2 separate regions of the Mus musculus genome follow, and region 2 is linked to region 1. Evidence: chromatin loops called from intact Hi-C (ENCODE). Cell type or tissue: left cerebral cortex. All regions are shown on one strand. Links, peaks and the distances in the headings refer to the core of each region. The heading gives the core; the rest is flanking DNA. Region 1 has its middle 10 kb from the start of Gm33632. Region 2 has its middle 22 kb from the start of Gm33577.

Region 1 (11,251 bases), core at 2,147-10,146:
CTAAAGAATGGTCGATGCCAGAGACCAGTCCATGCAGGAGAGCACACGGACTGTAGAAGCAACAGTTTCTTGGACAGGGTCCCTTCAGCCTTCATCCTCAGCCAGGAGGCAGAGCTGAGCTCCAGACCTCAGTGCACCTTCCCTGCCAGAGGAGAGCTTGCCCACAGAGAGTGCTCTGACCACTGGGACTCAGGAGAGAGTTGGACTCCCAGGAGTGTTGACAGAGGCTAACAGAATCACAGGAGGAACAAGCTTTAGCCAGAGACAGCTAGAACATCTAACACCAGAGATTGCCAGATGGCAAAAGGCAAACAAGAATTTCACCACAGTGAGTCCTGGATACCCCCAACACACTCAAAAAGCAAGATTCAGATTTAAAATCATGCAAGATTCAGATTTAAAATCATATTTCATGATGTTGGTAGAGGAGTTTTAAGAAGGGCATTAATAACTCACTTAAAGAAATAAAGGAAAACACTGCTAAACAGGTAGAAGTTCTTAAAGAGGAAGCACAAAAATCCCTTAAAGAACTATAGGAAAACACAACCAAACAGGTGATGGAATTGAACAAAACCATCCAAGATCTAAAAATGGAAGTAGAAACAATAAAGAAAACCCAAAGGGAGACAACTCTGGAGATATAAATCCTAGGAAAGAAATCTGGAACCAAAGATGTAAGCATCAGCAGCAACAGAATACAAGAGATGGAAGAGAGAATCTCAGGTGCAGGGGATTCCATAGAAAACATGGACACACAATCAAAGAAAATGCAAAGTGCAAAAAGATCCTAACTCAAAACATCCAGGAAATCCAGGACACAATGAGAAGACCAAACCTAAGGATAATAGGTATAGAAGAGAGTGAAGATTCCCAACTTAAAAGGCAAGTAAATATCTTCAACAAAATTATAGAAGAAAACTTCCCTAACCTAAAGAAAGAGATGACCATGAACATACAAGAAGCCTACAGAACTTCAAATAGACTGGACCAGAAAAGAAATTCCTCCCAACACATAATAATCAGAACAACAAATACACTAAATAAAGACAGAATATTAAAAGCAGTAAGGGAAAAAGGTCAAGTAACATATAAAGGCAGACCTATCAGAATTACACCAGAATTCTCACCACAGACTATGAAATCCAGAAGATCCTGTACAGATGTTATACAGACCCTAAGAGAACACAAATGCCAGCCTAGTCTACTATACCCAGCAAACCTCTCAATTACCATAGATGGAAAAACCAAAGTATTCCATGAAAAAACCAAATTCACAAAATATCTTTCCAGGAATCCAGCCCTTCAAAGGATATTAAAGGGAGAACTCCAACATAAGGAGGGAAATTACTCCCTAGAAAAAGCAAGAAAGTAATCCTTCAGCAAACCTAAAAGAAGATAGCTGCAAGAACAGAATCCCTCCCAACTCTAACAACAAAAATAACAGGAAGCAACAATTACTTTTCCTTAATACAAAGAACTCAAGAAGCTGGACTCCAGAAAATAAAATAACCCTATTAAAAAATGGGCTACAGAGCTAAACAAAGAATTCTCAACTGAGGAATACTGAATGGCTGAGAAGCACCTGAAAAAATGTTCAACATCCTTAATCATCAGGGAAATGCAAATCAAAACAACCCTGAGATTCCACCTTACACCAGTCAGAATAGCTAAGATAAAAAACTCAGCAGATGCTGGCAAGGATGTGGAGAAAGAGGAACACTCCTCCATTGCTGGTGGGATTGCAAGCTGATAAAACCACTCTGGAAATCAGTCTTGTGGTTCCTCGATAATTGGACATAGTACTACCGGAAGATCCAGCAATACCTCTCCTGGGCATATACCCAGAAGATGTTCCAACTAGTAAGAAAGACACTTGCTCCACTATGTTCATAGCAGCCTTATTTATAATAGCCAGAAGCTGCAAAGAACCCAGATGCCCCTCAACAGAGGAATGAATACAGAACATGTGGTACATTTACACAATTACTCAGCTATTAGAAAGAATATGTAATTTACACAATTACTCAGCTATTAAAAAGAACATGTGGTACATTTACACAATTACTCAGCTATTAAAAAGAATGAATTTATGAAATTCCTAAGGAAATGGTTGGATCTGGAGGGTATCATCCTGAGTGAGGTAACCCAATCACAAAAGAACACACATGATATGACTCACTGATAAGTGGATATTAGCCCAGAAACTTAGAATACCCAAGATATAATTTGCAAAACACATGAAACTCAAGAAGACCAAAGTGTGGATACTTCACTCCTTCTTAGAATGAGGAACAAAATACCCATGGAAGGAGTTACAGACACAAAGTTCAGAGCTGAGACAGAAGGAAGGACCATCCAGAGACTGCCTCAACCAGGGATCCATCCCATAAATTACCACCAAACTCAGACATTATTGTATTTACCAGCAAGATTTTGCTGACAGGACCCTAATATAGCTGTCTCTTTTGAGGATATGCCAGTGCCTGGCAAATACAGAAGTGAATGCTCACAGTCATCTATTGGATGGAACACAGGGCCCCCAATGGAGGAGCTAGAGAAAGTACCCAAGGAGCTAAAGGGGTCTGCAACTCTATAGGAGGAACAACAATATGAACTAATCAATACCCCCCAGAGCTTGTATCTCTAGTTGCATATGAATCAGAGGATGGCCTAGTAGGCCATCAGTGGGATTAGAGGCCCTTGGTCTTGTGAAGATTATATACCCCAGTATAGGGGAATGCCAGGGCCAGGAACCGGGAGTGGTTGGGTTGGGGAGCAGGGTCAGGGGGAGGGTATAGGGGACTTTCGGGATAGCATTTGAAATGTAAATGAAGAAAATATCTAACAAAAATGCAAATAAAAATATCTAGGCCATTCTCCTTCTGTTAATAAGCATTTGGAATTACCATTTTCTCCCTAGGCACAGATTTTTGCTACATTCTGCAAGCAAACTTTGAATGTAAAATTTAAACTTTCAGTCAGGTCAAATTTTTTCTATATTTGTTTTAAAAATTTTCCTAGTTTGTTACCTGTTGCTGTGATAAATCACTGATCAAAGTGAACTTGGGGCAGAGAAGCCTTATTTCACTCCACACTTGTAGCTCCAAGGCAGGAACTCCGGCAGGAACCTGACGCCAGGAGCGGAGGCAGAGCCTATGGAGGGATGCTGGCAGGAATGAAGTCAGGAGCGGAGGCAGAGCCTATGGAGCGATGCTGCAGAGCCTATGGAGCGATGCTGCTGATTAGCTTAGTCCCCATGACTCGCTCTGCTTTCTTTGTTTGTTTTAATTTTTTAAACAAATCCCTTAATTGTATTTCATTTTCTCTACTAACGCTGAATTAAATTGGATTAGAGCTTTAAATTAAAACTGCATGTACCTGTAGTGATGTTTTTAAAAAGATTTATTTTATGTTTAATAGCTTTAGTTTAAGTATAATTTTTTTTAAACACAGTATATCACAGTACATGGCCCAGGCTGGCCTCAAGCTGTACAGCTGAGGTTAGCTTTGAACTTTTAACTCTTCTGCATGTAACTCCCAGGTCCTGGGATTACAGGCATGCATGTCCTATGCCTGGATTCAACAGGTTTATTGGAAACCAAGACATGATACAAAATGATGAATAATAGTATCCATATTCTATCAGCCAAGCATCGCTTGGCATTATGAAACTGTCCTGTGAGACAATCCTGGGTTTTCAATTTTCAATGCACTTCCTTGAAGGACCTCCAACCCAGAATCTAAACAAGAAATTCATTCTATGGAGTGGCTTAGAGGGAATCAAATGTCCAGGCTGTGCCTGAGGTCCCAGGGAAACTCCTGGAATTGGCGGTGGAAAGATGTACAATGGCAGGAGTCCAATTGCAGGTATCTCTTGCTACTTCTTCTGACTGCCTCTCTTCTTGAGGGTGAAGTGGATGACAGCACCACTGGCCATGGCCATGTTGTAGTAATCAAGGGAGTTGGAATCCTTGATGAAGATGCCTTCATAATATAGTTTCTGTTTCTCTGCAGGCATGCCCGTGGCTTCATGAATCTTCACTTTGATGGCAGAGACCTGGTATGTGAATGGGAGAATGAAGACCAGACCCTGCCCACTCAGCTTCCATTCCATCGTATTATGCAGGAACTCTTCCTTAGGCATTAAGCTGTCCTTGGTCTTTAGTTTCTTGGCTCATCTTCCATAGGAGGTAGGGGGTGTACAGGAGACATTGGAGCTGGGTTTGGATCCAGAACCATAGGTGGGGGCAGGCACAAAGTCTGTTGGCACAATCATAGGTGGGGGGCCAGGATGGGAGGTGCTGCAGGAGGCATAGGTACCATGTTGATCCTGGGCGTGAGGATGTTGGGTAGCATAGAGGTGAGCCTGGGGGCAGCCGGACCACAGATACCATAGGTGGTGGAGGCATGGCAGGTACTATGGTAGGGACCAGAGATGGCATCGCAGGTGGCCAGGGCACTGATGCAATGGGGGTTGCTGAGCTGGGGATATTGGTGGCTAACAATGAAGGTGGTGGCTGCTGAGGGATTTTACTGGGCTTGCTAGGGCCGGTCTTCTTGCTGGATCTGCTCCTGGAGGGTGATGTTGGTCAGGGCAGCCTGCTGGGTCAGGGCCATGCTGCCTGAAAGGCCATCCCAAGTCACATTTTCCTCTGGCTTCTAGATCTCCTGTTCACCAATCTTCTTACCAATGGCTGTCTCTTCTATCCCAAAGATGTCAGTACATTGCTCAGCGAACTGTCTTTAAGCTGCTCTCAATATCCAGACTTGGTGTATAACCCTCATCATCACCCTGTTTCTCTCTGATGGAACAATCCTGCTGCTCCAGCCAGTGGGGGTCAAGAAGCCCAATGCAAATGTGTTCTTGCATTTTGCTGGCAGGAATCTTCTTCCCAGTGATGGGAGGGGGGGTGGGGGTGGATACAAGATGCTCATCAGGAGCAGGAGTTGGAGGAAGGGGTTTGGAAGCTCTGGGGGTGGAGGCACTTTCTGTTCTTCTTCATCATCTGAACCAGTCTGTATGTAGTCCGACTAACCCAACAATGGGCAGCTGTAAACTGGAAGTCCAAGGATCTAGTAGTTGCTCAGTCCCACAAGGCTAGCTGTTTAAGCTGGTCTTCTGTAGAAGTAGGCTTCAATAGATGTGCCGGCAAGTAAGAGCAAGCAAGAAGAGCAGGTGATTGGAGGCGTGTCTCCAGGAATAGAGGCAACAGTGGGAGTTTGGAGAAATACTGCTGTGATTGGAGGTCAGGCTTGAGGGCAGAACTATGGAAGTTAAGGAAGCAACCTAGAAAAGAGACCATTGTGGAAAAGCCCTAGGGACTTGGGGGCCAAGGGCTCTGAAAGGGGAGATCCGGAGGAAGTGGTGCTGAACTGATAAGGGGGCTAAAGGTGTAGTTAAATGGGACTCTACCACAACGGGTCTAATGGGAGGAGAATTCTTCAAAATGACAGGCCAAACAGGAAGAAAGAGAGGGGCGGGAAAGGGGGCCGGAGGAACCCGCCAGATGAGAGCAAATGATGTAGAATGGCTTATCTGTTCCTGGTATTGCAGTCTCAGCTCTATGTCTGGCCGCCTCTCAGAACTTCCTCCAGAGCACCTACAGCTCCTAGGGTCCCTAGAAACTCTAAGCTGGGCCCTCAGGCCTCTGCTATGGCCTTTAAAAGAAAAACAGAAATATGAGAAGGAACTTAATCACATGTGCTTGACCTGGTAACTGCAATCAACTGTTTATGGCATTCAGTTGTAAAAGGCATTTCTTTTCTGTGTTTTCATAAAAACTGGAGTTAGTCATGGAGAAAATCATTAATTGTTAAAGGAAAAAAAAAGACGAAAACACTTCAAAAGCAAAGCACTCAGCATTTAAAATTAAGAAAAGTAACCACATAAACTAAGTAACTAAGAAGAGGGAATTAATGGGATGAAAATTGAAATAGTGAAACAGAAAGTGAAAAAAGGTAATTGGAGAAATTGGCTCCTTTGAAAAAACACCGTAGCTTTCAAGCCTAATTAAGGCAATAAAGAACAAAAATAGGCAACATTTGCTATGAGCGAGAGGCTATATCCATTTGAAAAATTGCAAATAAGAATTGTGTGTAACTATGACATTCAGATTCAGAGCCTTAAGGAAATAGGGAATTTTTAGAAAAATAAAGTTACTAAATATAACCCAGGAGTTGGAACAGTTAGTTGAACAAAGACTGTAGGAGAATCTAAAATTTTATTTCATATTCTATCCTGGTAAGCTTAGTATGGCTGAAATGAGTTTATTTCCTAGAGGATAAATATCTCTTAAAAATTATTTATTCATTCTGTGTGTATGTGTCTGTGAGCATGTAATTGCATGTGTGTGAGGGTGTCTATGCCTGCACTAGCCAGAGGAGTTCTTCTATAACTATTCCTTGTAGGCAGTGTCTCTCCCTGAGCTAGTCAAAGCTAACAAGCCTCAGTGAGTGTCTTGTCTCTGCCCTCTTTGGAAGCTACAAGTATGGATAAGACACCCATCCTGTTACATGGCTGCTGGGATCCAAATCTTAACTATTGGAGACATCTCTCTAGCCCCAAGAATAAATTATCATAGTGCTTGTTAGACATTTCAAGCCATGGAAAAATGCAAACTTTCACATTCAATTTATAAAGTCAGTGCAATTTTAACCCTGATTTTTGACAATTTTGCATAAAATTTGCTTTAAAAATGTTACTAATGAATAAAGAAGCATTTTTAGACCTTTGACAATTTGTTCAGGATTTTATATCAAAGCAATGATTTTTTCAAGGAAAGACTGGTGTTGTCACCTATCAGTATGATTTATTAATAGTAATCAAATAATCAAAGAAGAAAGTCATAGCAATATATATAAAAATATTTGATAAAATTTAATAGCTGTTGAACTTATAAATAAAAAAGCAATAAGGGAAAATAATTATGAGTATAAGTAATGCTTCAAAGGTATAAACAGTAGAAAGTGAATTTAAACAGCAAATAAACACATTTCAACTAATCAAATGATAAAGAATGACCATTACAGCCAGGGCATAATATTGAGTGAGCATACAAACTGGACTTGAGGGCTTGTGATCCCTGTACTTGGGAGGCAGAGTTCAAGGCCATTTTTGACTATATAACATGTTTGAAACCAGCATGAAACTCTATCTTAAAATAAAATAAAATAAAATAGAAAGAAAGAGTCAACAATACAAAGCAAGAAATAAACCATGTAAACGTTGAGGGAAAAGTTAACAGTTGTATTGCTGAAAGTTACTTGTAAACCATGAAACAATTAAAAATTGTTATTTTAAAAAACCCAAAAGTTTGGAAAGGTATAGAAAAACAAATTAGACTGCTCTAGAAACAAGTCCATCAAAATATGCAGAAATTATTTATAAAAAGAAAATTATACAATGTTTAGAATAAAGTATACATTTAAAGCTACAGGAGCTATTTGATGACAAGTATAAAACTGTAGTGAAATTGGAACTATCTTTCATCCTTAAATGGGAACTCATTTTAAGTCAGCTCTTCTTAAATGAATATATGGATATTATGCAACTTCTAAATACAGATATTTTGTGAAACTTCAAATAGAATCTCAGAATATATGTTAAAGAATAAGTCTCTAGGAATAACCTAGAAGACCATAAAGAATAATCATGATGGAGAATTTTTCTTCTAGGATTATATTCATATGGGTAGACAAGATGGCTCACTAGGTTAAAGTCCTGATGCCGCCTGACCTGGTGGCCTGAGTTTTACCTCCATAATGTACATGGTGGAATCAGGAAATGACTCTGGCAGATTTTCCTCTGATCTTCTCATGAGCATTGTGGAATGTGCATGAACACACATAGACACACACACACAACTAAATATTATGCAATAAAATCACTGTGAGTCAGTGCCACACTTATAGACAACAGGAAAAAAAAGAGACTTCAAAGTATATATTAGTGTTTGAAAACCTGACATAGGACAAAAATGGTTAGTTCTGTGGAGCCAAGGAGGATGGCCTGTTTATTAAGTGTGTTGGAATACTTGTACATCTGTATCAATTCTTATACTCTTTAAAAATAAGATTCTCACAGCTCTTCCAAGTTTCTAGTTATAATGGGATAGAGTCATGTTAGATTGCACATTACTATGGTTTAAGTGTGTCCCCTAGTGCTTCATGTCTTGGATGCCTAGTCTGTACTGGGTCATGCTGGAAGGTTGTGAGACTTTTAAGAGATGGGGTTTGGTGCACGATAATTAAGTCATTGGAGGCACGGGTTTTAAAGGAGGATGCTATAAAGAGTGAGCTTAACCCCTGGAGTTGCTCCAGCTTCCACTCTTGGTGTCTAATCTCTATAGTCAAGCACTTCTGTAATGATACCATATTCTAGGTTATGACACAACCAGAGAGGCTGTGGAATCTGTAGGACTGATGATCCCCTACAGAGCTAAGTAAACCTCTTTTATTTATAAAGTATCCAGCCTTGGGATTTTTACAAGAGACAACGGACAGAAGCAGTGGCCCTCTACTGAAGGAAGCAAACCTAAGACCTTAAAGCCTGAGGCAGCAGAGAATGAGACTCTAGTGGGGAGCAGCCACTTGCAGGAAGGGAAATAAGTAATACAAGATCAGTGCATGTGGCCAAATCTGTCTTCATTCTGGCCTAGGGAGCCAGAAAATTGAATCTGGACTACTCCACACACTAAAGAGGATCCGGGAGAGGATTCTGTGTGGCTATGATTGGCTTCCAAATTATGAGTATGCAGAAGACTCAAAGCAACACCAATGGAGACTGAGATCTGGACTTAGTGAGACTAAGGCTGACTCTAGAACCAGAAGTTGGATTTTTAAAACAGTCAAAGAAGAATCTGCAAGAACAAAGGAGAAAAAAAACATAATCTAGAATTGTTTTTATAATGCTCACAATAAAATTGTTACTATAATTTAAATAATTTTGGATAAAATCCAAAAATTAAGTAACATGCAGAGAACTAAGATGATGACTTGTGGTGCTGTAGGTCTGTGAGTCCTGCATTGGAGTCTGAGTCCAGAGAACATTCAAGGCCAGCCTGGCCACCATCACTATAGGAAGATTTTTACTCAAAAAGAATAAACTAATCACCCCCAAACAATCACAAAAGAACCAAGAAAACAGATCACAATCTTAAGAATCTGTGACTATTCTATGATGATAATTTTGTCTTAAGTGAAATTCAGAGTGTCAGTGAATGAAAGTCTCAGATGGACAAGGAAATATAAAAGTAGGAGTTTTCTAGAATTGAAAAAAATAAAATATTTAGAAATCATTGGTTAGATTTAAAATCTAAACAGATTTGGCAAAAGGGAGTTAAATGAAATTGAAGACAGAGTGCTAAGCTTGAGTGATAAAAATTGGGGAATAAAAAGATTGGAAGAAAGCAAACTGTTTGACTTATATATTTCACGTATTCACTTGTACTTATTTGGTGTGTGTGTGTGTGTGTGTGTGTGTGTGAGAGAGAGAGAGAGAGAGAGAGAGAGAGAGAGAGAGAGAGGGAGGGAGAGAGAGAGAGAGAGTCAGTCAGAGGACAACTTGTGTGTGGGAGTCAGTTCTCTGTTTCCACCCTGTGAGTTCCAGGCATGGAACACAGGTCATCAGGATTGGGAGCAGTGCCTTTACCTGCTGAGCTGATCTGTATGCTTTATTTTTAAATGTTGTCCACATACTGCAGTATGGTCAGTCTTTTTGGCCTACTCGGAATGCAGTCATAAGGCTTTTGTTCAGTAGCTTTATTGTCAGTGTCATTTCTGGGTCAGTTTGATTGACTTTCCTCATTATGGGTTGTACGTGTCCTACTTTGCTCACTTCTTAATTTTTAAATATTTGCCAAGCTTTTTCAAATTTTCCTTCTTGGGTCCTTTACATTATTTTTATATTTTCACATATGCTTGAGCCACATTTGAAGGTATAGTTCTGTTACCTGAAAACAATTGGGTCCTGCCAGGTCTGACTTAAGGTTTGAAAAGAGTATCATCTGGTTTAGTGTAAAATTTCTCCTCTATGAGGCAAAAATCCTTAGGATTATGAGGATTTCCACTCCAGATAGTGAGAACAGAGACTTGACTCTGTAAGAGTCTTATTTACAGTTCTTTGAAGGTTCTTACTCCCGTGTGATCAGCAGTACTGAGACTTTGGCAGCTCTCTGGACTCCTTTTGCTACACAGCTCTCTCCCCTTTAGCACCTTACCTGGTGAATCTAAGCCACCCCCTTCCATTCCAATTTCTGCAGCACAGAGAGAAAAATGTACCCTTCCCAGGTTGCCCCTGCATGTCTACTAAAAAACGTCTCTCCAGACCACCCAGGACAGCTGTAGGGCCCCTCCTGCTCGTAGCCTGCCTTCTACCAAGAGGCTGACACCTTGAGGCTCTTCCACGGTGTTTTGTCCAATTGTTAGTCGTTTCAGGCAAGAAGGTAAATCTGTTCCCTTCCACTCCACCACTAGCACATGCCCCTAGTGCTGAGCTCTGTCACCCAGACACTGTATGTGAGAGCTCAGTTTCTTTCTTTTGGAAACTAATAGGCTTTTAAATAGATATTAAGCAGAGTTAAAACCTAATGTTGAAAGGCAATGGACTTAGTAGCTAATATAATCTTGAAAAGCAAGAGCAATCTTTAAAAAAATCCGTAGTATCTGAATGAAAGACTTACAGTAAAACATAGCAATTGAAGTTTGTGATAAAGATGGTCATGTGACCATCAGAATGGGACAAAGCTCAGGACAGTCCATGTTTGTGTAGTCAGTTGAGTATCAAGACAGATGAGAGGAGATAATCTTTTCAAACGGTGATAAAGCAGTTGTATATTCACATGTAAAAATATGAACTAACACCCTTGCCCACACTATACAAAATTAACTCCAGGTGAATCACAATGTAAGAACTTAAATTATAAAACTTGAGGAGAAAAACATAGATGGAAATCTTGTGAATAGGATACAAAAAGGCATAAGATGTAAATTAAAATAGAAAAACTTGAACTTTGTATAGGGTAAATGCTTTTGAATTAAAAAAAATCAGGCGTATAAACAGGCAACCTGTAGAGTAGGAGAAAAGCTTTGGAAATCCTGTAACAGATGACAGACTTGGACCTAGAAAACACCAAGAATTATAACTGAAAAATAAAATAATTATTCAACAACAAAACCAGAATGTACTTTGTGAAACAAGGACCAGATTTGTAAACAAATATTGTACAAATGAAGATATGTAAAGATAACTAAA
Region 2 (11,251 bases), core at 1,071-9,070, 84 kb after region 1:
AAGAGGATCATAATTTATTGTGAAGCTAATGTCTAGATATAAGAAATGTGGGAAAACCTCAAGCCAGGTCACCCATTCCCTTTCACCACCACAGCTAGGCCCTCTGCCTTCTCTGAGGTAACAGTGACATTGGTCTAGGTGTACTAAACCTTTAATGCAACCTTCTCTGCTGTTCTTATGGCCTTCTCATTTTTTAATGTATCTCTACAATAGCATATGTATGTGTATTCATGCACCCAGAAACATTTTAAAAGAAAAATGAAACTTTAAATAAAGATACCATCTTATGCCCATCAGGGCAGAATATATATATATATATATATACATATATAAAACAATTCATGCAATAACACTGTTTGCTAGGATGTGAGAAAGGAGTGGAGACTGTTGCAGTATTTCTAGAAAAAAAGTGTTAATTAACAACTACTTTAGAAACTGACTTTGTAGAGCTAAGGGTGCCTCTTTTTAACTCGGTGGTGACGATTCTAAGTGCATAAACTAGAGGAGCTCTCATGAGCAGACGTAGACAGGCCAAGGGACAGGACAGTAAAACTCAGAAACAAAGTAAACATCTGTGGAGAAATGGGCGCAGTAGTTAAATTAGGCTTCTATTACATCTGCGTTAGAAATACAATTAATAAATTAGTAAGCAATAAGGCCTGTAACAATTTTATGTTTATATATAAAACTTAGAAATATGCAGTGGAAAAATGGTGGTCCACGTCTACATTCTCAGATACTGGTAAGGAAGAAGTAGAAGGAATGCAGATTTGAGGCCTGCCTGGGCTTCATGGTGAACTCTGTCTCAAATTATATATATATAATGGCACTTGCTATTCCAATGAAGAGAATCCTTTATGTTTTCCTACTGGATGTAACAGAATAAAGGTGCAAACAGATAACATGTAGACTGATTGAGGACTCTGGAAGGCCAGCGATGAATCTGCCTTGAAGCAGGACTGCAGGGTAGTGAGTTCCCTGCCTCGCTGTATTCTCTCTCCCTCTGTGATCTCAGAGGGGCTGAGACCTGGAGAAGCCCCAGAATGTGGAAGGAATGAGCTCCCAGGGCAGGTTTCCCTTCTGGTCAGAGAGTTGAGGGCCTCTGTGAGTCTGTTCTTTCTCTCCCCAGTCCCATATGTAAAATCCATAGCCGTGGTGACAACAACCAGGAAGTCACCTCCAACCTTGGGGACACAGGCCCTCTGTTTGATGTTAGTGGCTGTCCTAAGAAGAGATCCTCTTACTTTCCTTTTCTCTGACATCAACCCACATGGATACCTAGGCAAACTGAATAGTAAATAGGACACACACAGGAGAAGCACAGGCTTGGGTTTCTAGGCTGAGATCAGGAAAGGGGTCCTGGGGAGAGTTCAGACAGCATAGAGAGGGCACGCTTGACTGCGGACAGCAGACTCAATCCCAAGCTGCAGTTGGGCAGATCTGATTTTAAATTGAACACAAATGACTCTGAGAACTGAGCTGAGGAATAAGACTGTCACATAGGTCCCCAGGTGATCTAGGATGGCAAATGTTCAGACTCTATCTGAGTGATGCTGCAAAAACGTGGAGATGAAAATGAACAAGATTAGGGTGTGGTTCGTGCTGGACCATCCCCTGGTGCTTGAGGACAGAGGAGTTCCTGAAGACATTTTGCCAGCATTTGTGAGTCCCTCCTATCTAAGCTACCACACACCTTTCAGAAGCCTTCTTCACTCACACCCCATGGCCTGTACCTTCTGCAGCACCAAGTCCAGTGTGAGATCAGCCCAGAGAGGGAAAGCAAAGCAAAGCAAAGCAAAGCAAAGCAAAGCAAAGCAAAGCAAAGCAAAGCAAAGCAAAGCAAAGCAAAGCAAAGCAAACCAAGCCAAACCAAACCAAACCAAACAGCAGCCTGATATTTCTGCAAGGTTTTCTTGACTGATCCATCACATGTGTAGTTTATAATACCTTTCGACTGCTTGTACTTATATGATATAAATCACTGAGTGCTTTATGTGGGCTGCAGGGGAGAATTAAAATGGTGAGGCTCCTGTCCTAACATTTGTCGTTCATGAGTTGGTAAGTATTGAAGGGGAGTGAATTATATCTGTATATTATAAAGATAGAATATATGTCCTTATGTATTTTTTAAAAAAAGATATGCTTCAATGCTACCTATAATACCATGAGAGAAAGCTATATCGTCCAGTTAGTGTGGGGAGCATGTTCAGAGCTAACTTTGGCTGACTTCTTGCTTGTGATTAATCATAAATGAGTTTGCTGACATCTATCTTTGTTTTTAGTTAGGACATATGTTATAATCTCCCAAGTTGTTCCACTTATGCATATGTCTTTGAGAGACTGTGCAAGCCTAAAGGAAATGCCCTTAGTCAAACATAGATACTGTGTTCCATAATCTTGCCACATAAGGATTTGTGGTCATGCTGGAATTGTTCATGCTTTTTTCCCTCTCTTTTTTTATTAGATATTTTCTTTATTTACATTTTAAATGTTATCCCCTTTCCTAGTTTCCCCTCCCCCTCCCTCTGCTCACCAACCCACACTCCTGCTTCCTGGCTCTGGCATTTCCCTATACTGGGGCACAGAACCTTCACAGGACCAAGGGCCTTGCCTCCCATTGATGGCCAACTAGGCCATCCTCTGCTACATATGCAGCTGGAGCCATGAGTCCCTCCGTGTGTTTTCTTTGATTGGTGATTTAGTCCCAGGGAGCTCTGGGGTTACTGGTTAGTTCATATTGTTGTTCCTCCTATGGGGCTGCAGACCCCTTCAGCTCCTTGGGACTTTCTCCAGCTCCTTCTTTGGGGACCCTGTGCTCTTTCCAATGGATGATTGTGAGCATCCACTTCTGTATTTGCCAGGCACTGTCAGAGCCTCTCAGGAGACAGCTATATCAGGCTCCTGTCAGCAAGCTCTTGTTGGTATCCACAATAGTGTCTGATTTTAGTGGTTGTTTATGGGATGGATCCCCATGTAGGGCAGTCTCTGGATAGTCATTCCTTCAGTCTCTGTTTCACACTGTCTCTGTATCTCCTTCCATGGGTATTTTGTTCCCCCTTCTAAGAAGGATTGAAGTGGAATTGTTTATTCGTGTGTTGCTTGTCTTTGAAAGACACTGAGAAAATACACTTACTCTCTGGCACGGTATTAACCATCTTTGTCTCTTGCATCTTCTTTCTGCCTTTCCTATAATCATCCTCACTCCCCCAGTTGTGGTCCCCAATGTTGACTGACTGGCTGGCCCTGCAGGTTAGCCTCAGTTGTCAACCTGCCATACCTGGGAAGAGGTGATCTCAGGGAATTACCTCCATGTGATTGGCCTGTGAGCCTGTCTGTGGGGGCGTTTTCGTGGTTGCTAATTGGTGAAGTTGCTCAGTGCACTGTGGATGCATCCGGTGCCATTCTCAGGGAGATGGATCTGAGCTGTTTAAGAAAGTGGGTTGAGCAAGTCTTATGAGAGCCAACTTTCCTGGATAAGTGTAGCTCTCACCCCTCATGAAAAGAAGCCTCTCATTACTGCACGTAGAAACCATCACAGAAAACCACAACAGGTCACAATCCAGATCTCATGAGGTCACAGGGAGCCAGGCCCCAATGGACACATTGACACCATAGCTTCTGCATCTATGAATGACAAGGGCACATTACAAAAGAAGGGGCAGAAACATTGTAGGAGCCAGAATGCTGGAAGTCAGCTATGAAAGTCTCTCCTAGAAATGGCCACATAAACAAGACCAGAACATAGGTGTATGGCCATATCATACACATGTTAATGTGCAAGGGAGAAAATTTCATGAGATCCCATTGACAATGAACTATAAGTAACTAATAACTGCCAAGAAAAGGAGATTTAGCCTCTCCCAGGGACAAGTCCCCTTAGTGGTTGTCTAATGTAGAGTAGTCTTCCTTTTAAATGTTTTATATACAAACAAAAAAAATGGACTCAGCAGGTTGTATTTATCTGTATTTGCAAATACACATATGAACGCGCACATATGCAACAATTATAATCAAAGAAAAGGAGAGTGGGTGACATTGGAGGGGACTGAGGAAGGTTAGCTGGGAGAGCCTGGATGAAAGAAAGATGGGGGAGGAGTAGCATAATTACACTTTAACTAAAGCCATTAAGCATAAAATAAGTCTTTTAAAAAACATCACTACAGGTACATGCAGTTTTCATTTAAAGCTCTAATCCAATTTAATTCAGTGTTAGTACAGAAAATGAAATGAAATTAAGGGATTTGTTTAAAAAATTAAAACAAACAAAGAAAGCAGAGCGAGTCATGGGGACTAAGCTAGTCAGCAGCATCCCTCCATAGACTCTGCCTCAGCTCCTGACTTCATTCCTGCCGGCATCCCTCCATAGGCTCTGCCTCAGCTCCTGACTTCATTCCTGCCGGCATCCCTCCATAGGCTCTGCCTCAGCTCCTGACTTCATTCCTGCCGGCATCCCTCCATAGGCTCTGCCTCAGCTCCTGACTTCATTCCTGCCGGCATCCCTCCATAGGCTCTGCCTCCGCTCCTGACTTCATTCCTGCCGGCATCCCTCCATAGGCTCTGCCTCAGCTCCTGGCTTCAGGTTCCTGCCGGAGTTCCTGCCTTGGCTCCCCCTGAGGACAGACTGTGAACTACAAGTGTGGAGTGAAATAAAGCTTCTCTGCCCCGAGTTCACTTTGATCAGTGACTTATCACAGCAACAGGTAACAAACTAGGATAATGTTTTAAACAAATATAGAAAAAATTTGACCTGACTGAAAGTTTAAATTTTACATTCAAAGTTTGCTTGCAGAATGTAGCAAAAATCTGTGCCTAGGGAGAAAATGGTAATTCCAAATGCTTATTAACAGAAGGAGAATGGCCTAGACATTTCAAGAGGCTAGTGGCTGGAGCATAGCTCGGTGGTAAATTGCTTGTCTAACCAGTACAAACTTCAAATAAAATAGAAGAGAAGAGACAATGACTATAAAATCATTAATGAAAGAATATTAAATTATTTTTAAGGCATAATAATATTTGGCATGTCAGTTGAGGTTGAGAGAAATACTTAAATAGGTATAAAATGTCAGGTAGGAAAATAGAAGATATTCCTTCCAGCGCTACAGAGAGGAAAAGGTGGGCCCAGGGCCTATACCAAGCAAGTGCTCTCTACCACCAAGTCTCATGTATAACTGTGATGCAAATATCAATAGACAAATTCCTGGCTGAGTTCAACTTACTAAAATTGACACCAAAAGAATTAAAATCCTATGAAGCCCTTGTATGTGTGTGAGATGGGTGCCAGGAAATAAAGATTGATTTTTTTAACTTTAAGTTGAGAGCCAGAGAGCTGGAAGAGCATCCAGTCAGCACTGTGCTGTGTGACTGTAAGAGGACACACGTCCAGATTCCAGCTTTAAGACACCTCAAGCATGCAATATCATATCAAACAATGGAAGCGATTACCTTCAGTCTAAGTAAAAACTAATGTAAATTGCTTTGCTATGCTGCAAGTAAACTGGATAAAATGGTCTTGAACATGACAACATTCAAAGGTTAACACTGAGGAAAGAGGCTGGTCCAGTATCTCCTCGCCGCCGCTGTGTTTCATGGTCCTTCAATCCACAGGAGCCAAAGGATTCTTACTGTCTGAATGTCAGTACAGTTTTCTCTTTGAGTTTAGGAAAAGACTGTTTTATATTGGGACATCTCACTCTGTTTTCGTTCTCTCCCTTTATTCTGGGATGATACATCTATAAGCCACATGGAAGCATACTCTGGCAAAGGATCCTTCATCAGTTTGAGAGGGGAGTTTCTAAGTCAACCTGGCTTTAGGCTTCATCACAACGCCAGCTCCTGCTGCTCGATACCTGTTACCTGTAGACTAATGATTGATGTTTGTTATTTTTCTATTCACTGTGATAAAATGCCTGACATGAATGACTCAAGGAAAGAACAGTTTATTTTGCTTCACAAGTTTCAGAGATTCAGCCCATCATGGCGGGAGGTGTGACAGATGGAATATCTTACATTATGGTGGTCAGGAAGCCGAGAAAGGGAAGAGACTGGAGACCAACCATAGCCTCCAAAAGCACATGACCACTGATCTGTTTTCTCCAGCTAGGACCCATCTCCAAAAGTTTCTGCTTCCTGCCCTAATAGTGCCCCCGTGCTGGGGACCAAGCATCCCATATGGAGCCTGATGCAGTCTTTTCATAGAAAAACTATAACAAACTTTTTTTAAAGGTCCAATTGAGGTAACTGGAGAGTTCTGGTTATAGTTTTGGTATGAACTGCCCCTATAGTTGTTACAGGTATGGCTGCTGTGTCACATGTACATCAGTAGAGGGCAGAGGAGAAAAACTATGTCTGTGTACAGTGTTCTGACCTATGGACATCTGAATGAGCCTAACATTCCCTGAAGAAAGCAAGCCTGAGATGACACCAGTCCAGTGCCAGGAGTCCTGGACAGGGAGCTATCCTGAGACAACCACCAGTCTGGTGCCAGGCAGGCCAAGAAGGGATTCCAAGATGTAGAACAAGCCAACGACTAGAAGAACCTTGTCTGGACAGGAGTGAGCCTGAGACAGACAACTCCCTTAAGGGGCTACTTGGATGGGCCAGGTGAGTGAGCTAGAGACAACCATCAGACTGGTGCCATGGGGTCTAGACAGGGAACTAGCCTGAGACAACCACCAGTCTGGAACTTTGCTGCCCCGAGAGGACAGACCATGCCAGAGATGACACCTACCTGGTGCCATATACAATGCACAAGCACTCAGGTGCCACCAAAAGGAACAAGTAAACAGAAATGGAAGGATATGGGCACAATGGAAAGAGACAGAACTGGACTTGAAGGTAGTAAGGAACAGCCTGCTATGAGTAGCTGGTAATGCCACCTGGGACCATGACAGAATCCTGGCCAGTGCTGCCACTGGGGGATCACATCTGGGATTGTGGTCCTGGAGCAGCAGAGGTCTGTTACCACTAAAGACCAGGCAGATGTCCCTGGTCTGGGCTGCTGCCCTAGGTGATGTTGATGGCTAAGGGCTGTGCAGAACTGCCCCACCCCTCATCTGGGCATCATAGGAGAGCTGGCCCTGGGGGCAGGAGAGCAGGGGCGATGACCAGCTGCAGTACTCGGGAGAGCTCACCCTATACTACGTGGGAGTTGCAAGTGAGCTGATCCTGAGGATACAAATGTGGGAGACTGGCCCTACCACTCATCTTCTGTGTGTTGGCATGGATATTGGAGGGGCACCCTTCTTCCACCATAATCCCTCACTACCTGTGGCAGGTGGGAAATCTGGCCTTGCAGTCATGAGAGCAGGAGAGCTGTTGATTCCTCTCAACAGCTGTGGCACTCCAGAAAGCAGGCCCTGTACCTCCCGTGGGCAGAAGAGTAGAGCTGACATTGGTGGCAAGGATGCATGCGAGCCAGCCCAAGAGCTTGAGCATGGGAAAGCTGGGCCTGCCACCTAACTGGCATGTGGTAACAAGGACAAGGGAGAGTTCCCCCCAACCCCCAGTCATCTATGGCGGGCAGAAGAGCTGGCCCTAAGATTATCAGAGCAGGAGAGCTGACCCTGTCTCTTTTCTGTTTGGAGCTTATCCAACTCTTCTTCCTTCACAGTATTTTTTCATTATGGCCTTGCCACAATCTTCAATTTCTCCCCAAAGCCCTTGTGGTCCATCTCCCCTCCTTCTGTAGGCATGTTCTTCATTCTTAGCTGGGTGGCTAAGTCCCAGGCTCCCGCTCAGAGGCTCCCTATCACAAAGAGTAGGGCTAAAATACTACCGGTCACTCTTACCAAGTCAGGCATTATGGAATAGTACACAAGGGATGAATAAAATCAAACCTGGGTGGGCTCAGTCTGCCTCTGGTCCTTACAAGGATCGCCCTATTAGACTTTCAAGGTCTCATTTTTATATATAAAAGGAAGGAAATAATGATTATCTAACAGGTCTGTAAGACCATTAGTGGGTATTTAGAAAACACCAAGTCAGGGTTTATATTCTCACTACATGAATTTCCATGACCCAAAATTATTCTTGATGGTGCTGTCTTCTTGTCATATGGGGTATCAACTCAAGAACTCAACTTTGCCCACAATTCCAGTTTCCTTTCTCTGCATCCATGCTAATATCTGATGGTCTAAGCTTCCTTAAAAAGACAGGCAAGAACCACAACTGGATATATAGTGATTCTATTATACCATTCCACACATTGAAGAGGTTGTTCATGATGCAGATGCTGCTCTGACATCAGGGCTCACCCACAGAAACCTTCATGATCTGATAAATGATTCTGACAGAGATATTGTCTTATTTAGGTATAGCCATGATAAAACACCATGACCAAGGCAACTTCTAAACAGAAGAGTTAATCTAGGCTTACAGTTCTAGAATGATGACAGTCCATCACTCTCATGGCAGAAAAGCTTGGTGGCAAGCACCAGGCATTGCAGCTGGAGCAGCAGCTGAGAGATCACATCTTAAACTGTAAGCAGAAGGAGAGAGCTTCCATCCTAAATCTGTTCAAGGGTTCTCAGGGATAATTTTCTCATCATAACTAAAACACCTTTGTTATGCAAGAAATTTTGAAATTGTCATCCCAAGAACCCAAGACAAGCCCCAAATTCTTTCTCATGCCAGAACATCTAATGAGTACTCTTAGACTAGACTAAGAGGGTGCATTCTCCCTACAGGATAGACAGTGTTTCCCAAAGCCAGAAGGTGTGAGGTGAACAAAAAGCTGGAAGACAGACAGGCGTTTGGGACACAACCTACTCTTGAACTTGATTCAAGTCAAGATGCAACTCGTCAAATTTGTTGTTTTTGTTATCGTTGTGGTTGGTGGGGGATGGTGGTTATTTGAAACAGGGTCTCACTCTGCAGTCCATGCAGGCCAGCAGCTCTCTGTAACCCTGGCTATCCTTGGACTCCAGAGTTCAGGGTGTGTGTCCTCACATATGGCTAGCGAACACCTTTGTCATACAGACTTTTCTGGCTTCTCAAGAATGAGTATGGTTGGTGATGAAGTCCCCTAAAGTTGGCAGTTAGGAGTTTTCAATATATTTCAAAATTTATTCTTTAATAATTTCATAATGCATGCCATATGCTCTCTCATCTCCCTAGTTTAGGAATTTGCAAATGCTGTGCTGCCTAAAACAGAGCCTCAAATGTGTTTGCTGCTTTGGGGTATCTTTCAATGCTACTGTAAGAAAGGACAAAGGAGAGAGAGAGAGGAAGGAAGGGAGGGAGGGAGGGAGGGAGGGAGGGAGGGAGGAAAGGAGGGTGGGAGAGGGAGAGAGAGAGGGAGAGGGAGAGGGAGAGGGACAGGGGGAGGGGGAGGGGGAGAGGGAGAGGGGGAAGGGGAGGGAGAGAGAGAGAGAGAGAGAGAGAGAGAGAGAGAGAGAGAGAGAGAGAGAATGTAATCGACTGTTAGGTGCAAAGAGGACCCCCAAATTCCCAAATAGCAGTGGTCTGTGCTCAGCTCAGGGTGCACTCTGACCAGACAGAGGATTGCTGGTGGAAAAAGAGAAGTCTAAAATCAGCTATCCTCAGGGATTTTGAAGTGAGTTCCTGTCAGGAAGAGCCACTGATAGTTTGCTGTTGAAAGATTATACTTCCCAGCTTCCCTTGTGGTCTACAGACATCATTTCTACACCTATAAGAGACTGCATCCCATCTTCTTCTGCAGACATTTTGGCTGCCCTCACATGTGGGTGAAAAAAGTGGTCCCTGCTCATAAATAAACATGGTCCCATCTAAGGTCAGGCCAAGACCTCTTTCTCTCTGCCTTTCATCTCTCTACAGCTGCTCTTAAATAATAATCTAACACAATGGTTCCGGACTGCATTTACAGTTTAAGATTTTATTTTGATGGCAAAAGATCTTCAGTTAAATCTCCAATTCCAATTTTTAAGGCCCAGACTTAACAGAGACAAGCCATAAAATCCTAATCTTGTACCAACTTGTTATAAACTGTTAACAAGAACTGAGACATTTAAGTTAATGATCACCTTATAAATGAACAAATTATTTAATGTGGTCAGATCTATGCTTGTATGCCATGCTAAGAGCAAATGTAGTTTATTTATAAAGACAAGCTTAGAATGAGAGACCAATTTATATCTCCTATTGCATAGTCATATATATATATATATATATATATATATATATATATCAAAGCTAAGCCTGAAACAAATAAGTCAAAATGCATTTAAAGTAAACTTAAAGTTGTTTTAACGTGATTCAAAATCAGGTATATAAAAATTGGTTATGAAAAATTGAATGCTTGGGTAAAATGGGTTAAATTTACAATGCGCTTGCATGGCAGGAAACCTCAAGGCTCAAGTAGTTCCCTCAGATGGAAAAAAGTCCCCTTGGATGGAGCACCATCCTACCAGAGTAGGTTGCATGCTAGCCTGCTTACAGGACAAGCATGCATGGGAAGTAAGACCTGCCAGAAGTGTGCTGCTTCTGCTCTGGCTGACCAACTCCAGTCTTACAGGCCAAACCAGAGGAACAAAATGACACCAACCTCTTCCCTATTTAAAGATAAAGACTCTTTATGTTTCACATAGAGGGGAATGGGTTCTCTTGCCCAGAGGAAGATCTCAGCGGCATCCTAAATGTCTCAAATAAACGGAGAGGCAAATATCTTTTACTCTGCCCTCAGTATCTCCTGAACTGATCTGTGAAAATGCTGGAAACAGGGACCTTTGTACTCGTCTATTGTGACTGGTATGGGACCTGCATGCTAGTTCAATGGGTCATGTCTTTTACCTGACATTCAGTTCTTTCTCTTAGCAAGACACATTCCAGAGTTTATGCCCTAGCCTCCCATATTCCTGGTTTAAAGGAAGATGCCAGATGCTGTCATTAAACTCACAGCATTGGAAAATTATGCAGAATATCCAAGCAGTGTCTTTGACAGGTGGCTTTGTATCTGTAGCATCAGGAAATGGGTGAACCCCCAAAGCGAACCCCCAGGCCCCATATTCCTCAGGAGGACATGGCTAAGATGAAGGAGATTCTCTGCAGCCTGAGCTCGCCTTGGTGCTTTGGGAATATAACCCAGTCTCTGCCTAGAGAGAGAGCTCCAGGGACTGCACTCCTATCTTGAGGCCTACAAGGAGCATAATGGCTTTGGCTGTGGGGTAAGGTGCCTGAGCGAAGAGACACTGCTCTTCTCCAGGTGTTCAGCGAGGCTTGGGATATTTTCTTAAACAATCCCAAAAGCCAAAAGCTCCCTTAATGTGTTTATCTT

Evidence for each region. Hi-C counts contacts between places; a loop is a spot of excess contacts. Peaks named below come from ENCODE experiments on the same cell type or tissue, not always from the same donor. Only the 100,000 strongest peaks of a DNase experiment are listed, where the experiment ranks them.
Region 2: it touches region 1 in a loop (10-fold over the local background); 2 of 42 quality-filtered maps call a loop at or near these places.

What each region holds. Positions count from the first base shown.
Region 1 is chr8:86,142,273-86,153,523 of GRCm38, forward strand. It overlaps the pseudogene Gm21030. Among named protein-coding and RNA genes, the nearest start is that of Gm33632, 10 kb to the right of the region's middle. In left cerebral cortex, for the core only: no CTCF peak of the experiment used is centred there; DNase peaks (open chromatin) are centred at 6,402 and 7,783.
Region 2 is chr8:86,227,586-86,238,836 of GRCm38, forward strand. It overlaps the pseudogene Gm23904. Among named protein-coding and RNA genes, the nearest start is that of Gm33577, 22 kb to the left of the region's middle. In left cerebral cortex, for the core only: CTCF peaks have their summits at 4,608 and 6,334 (motif pointing right); a DNase peak (open chromatin) is centred at 4,611.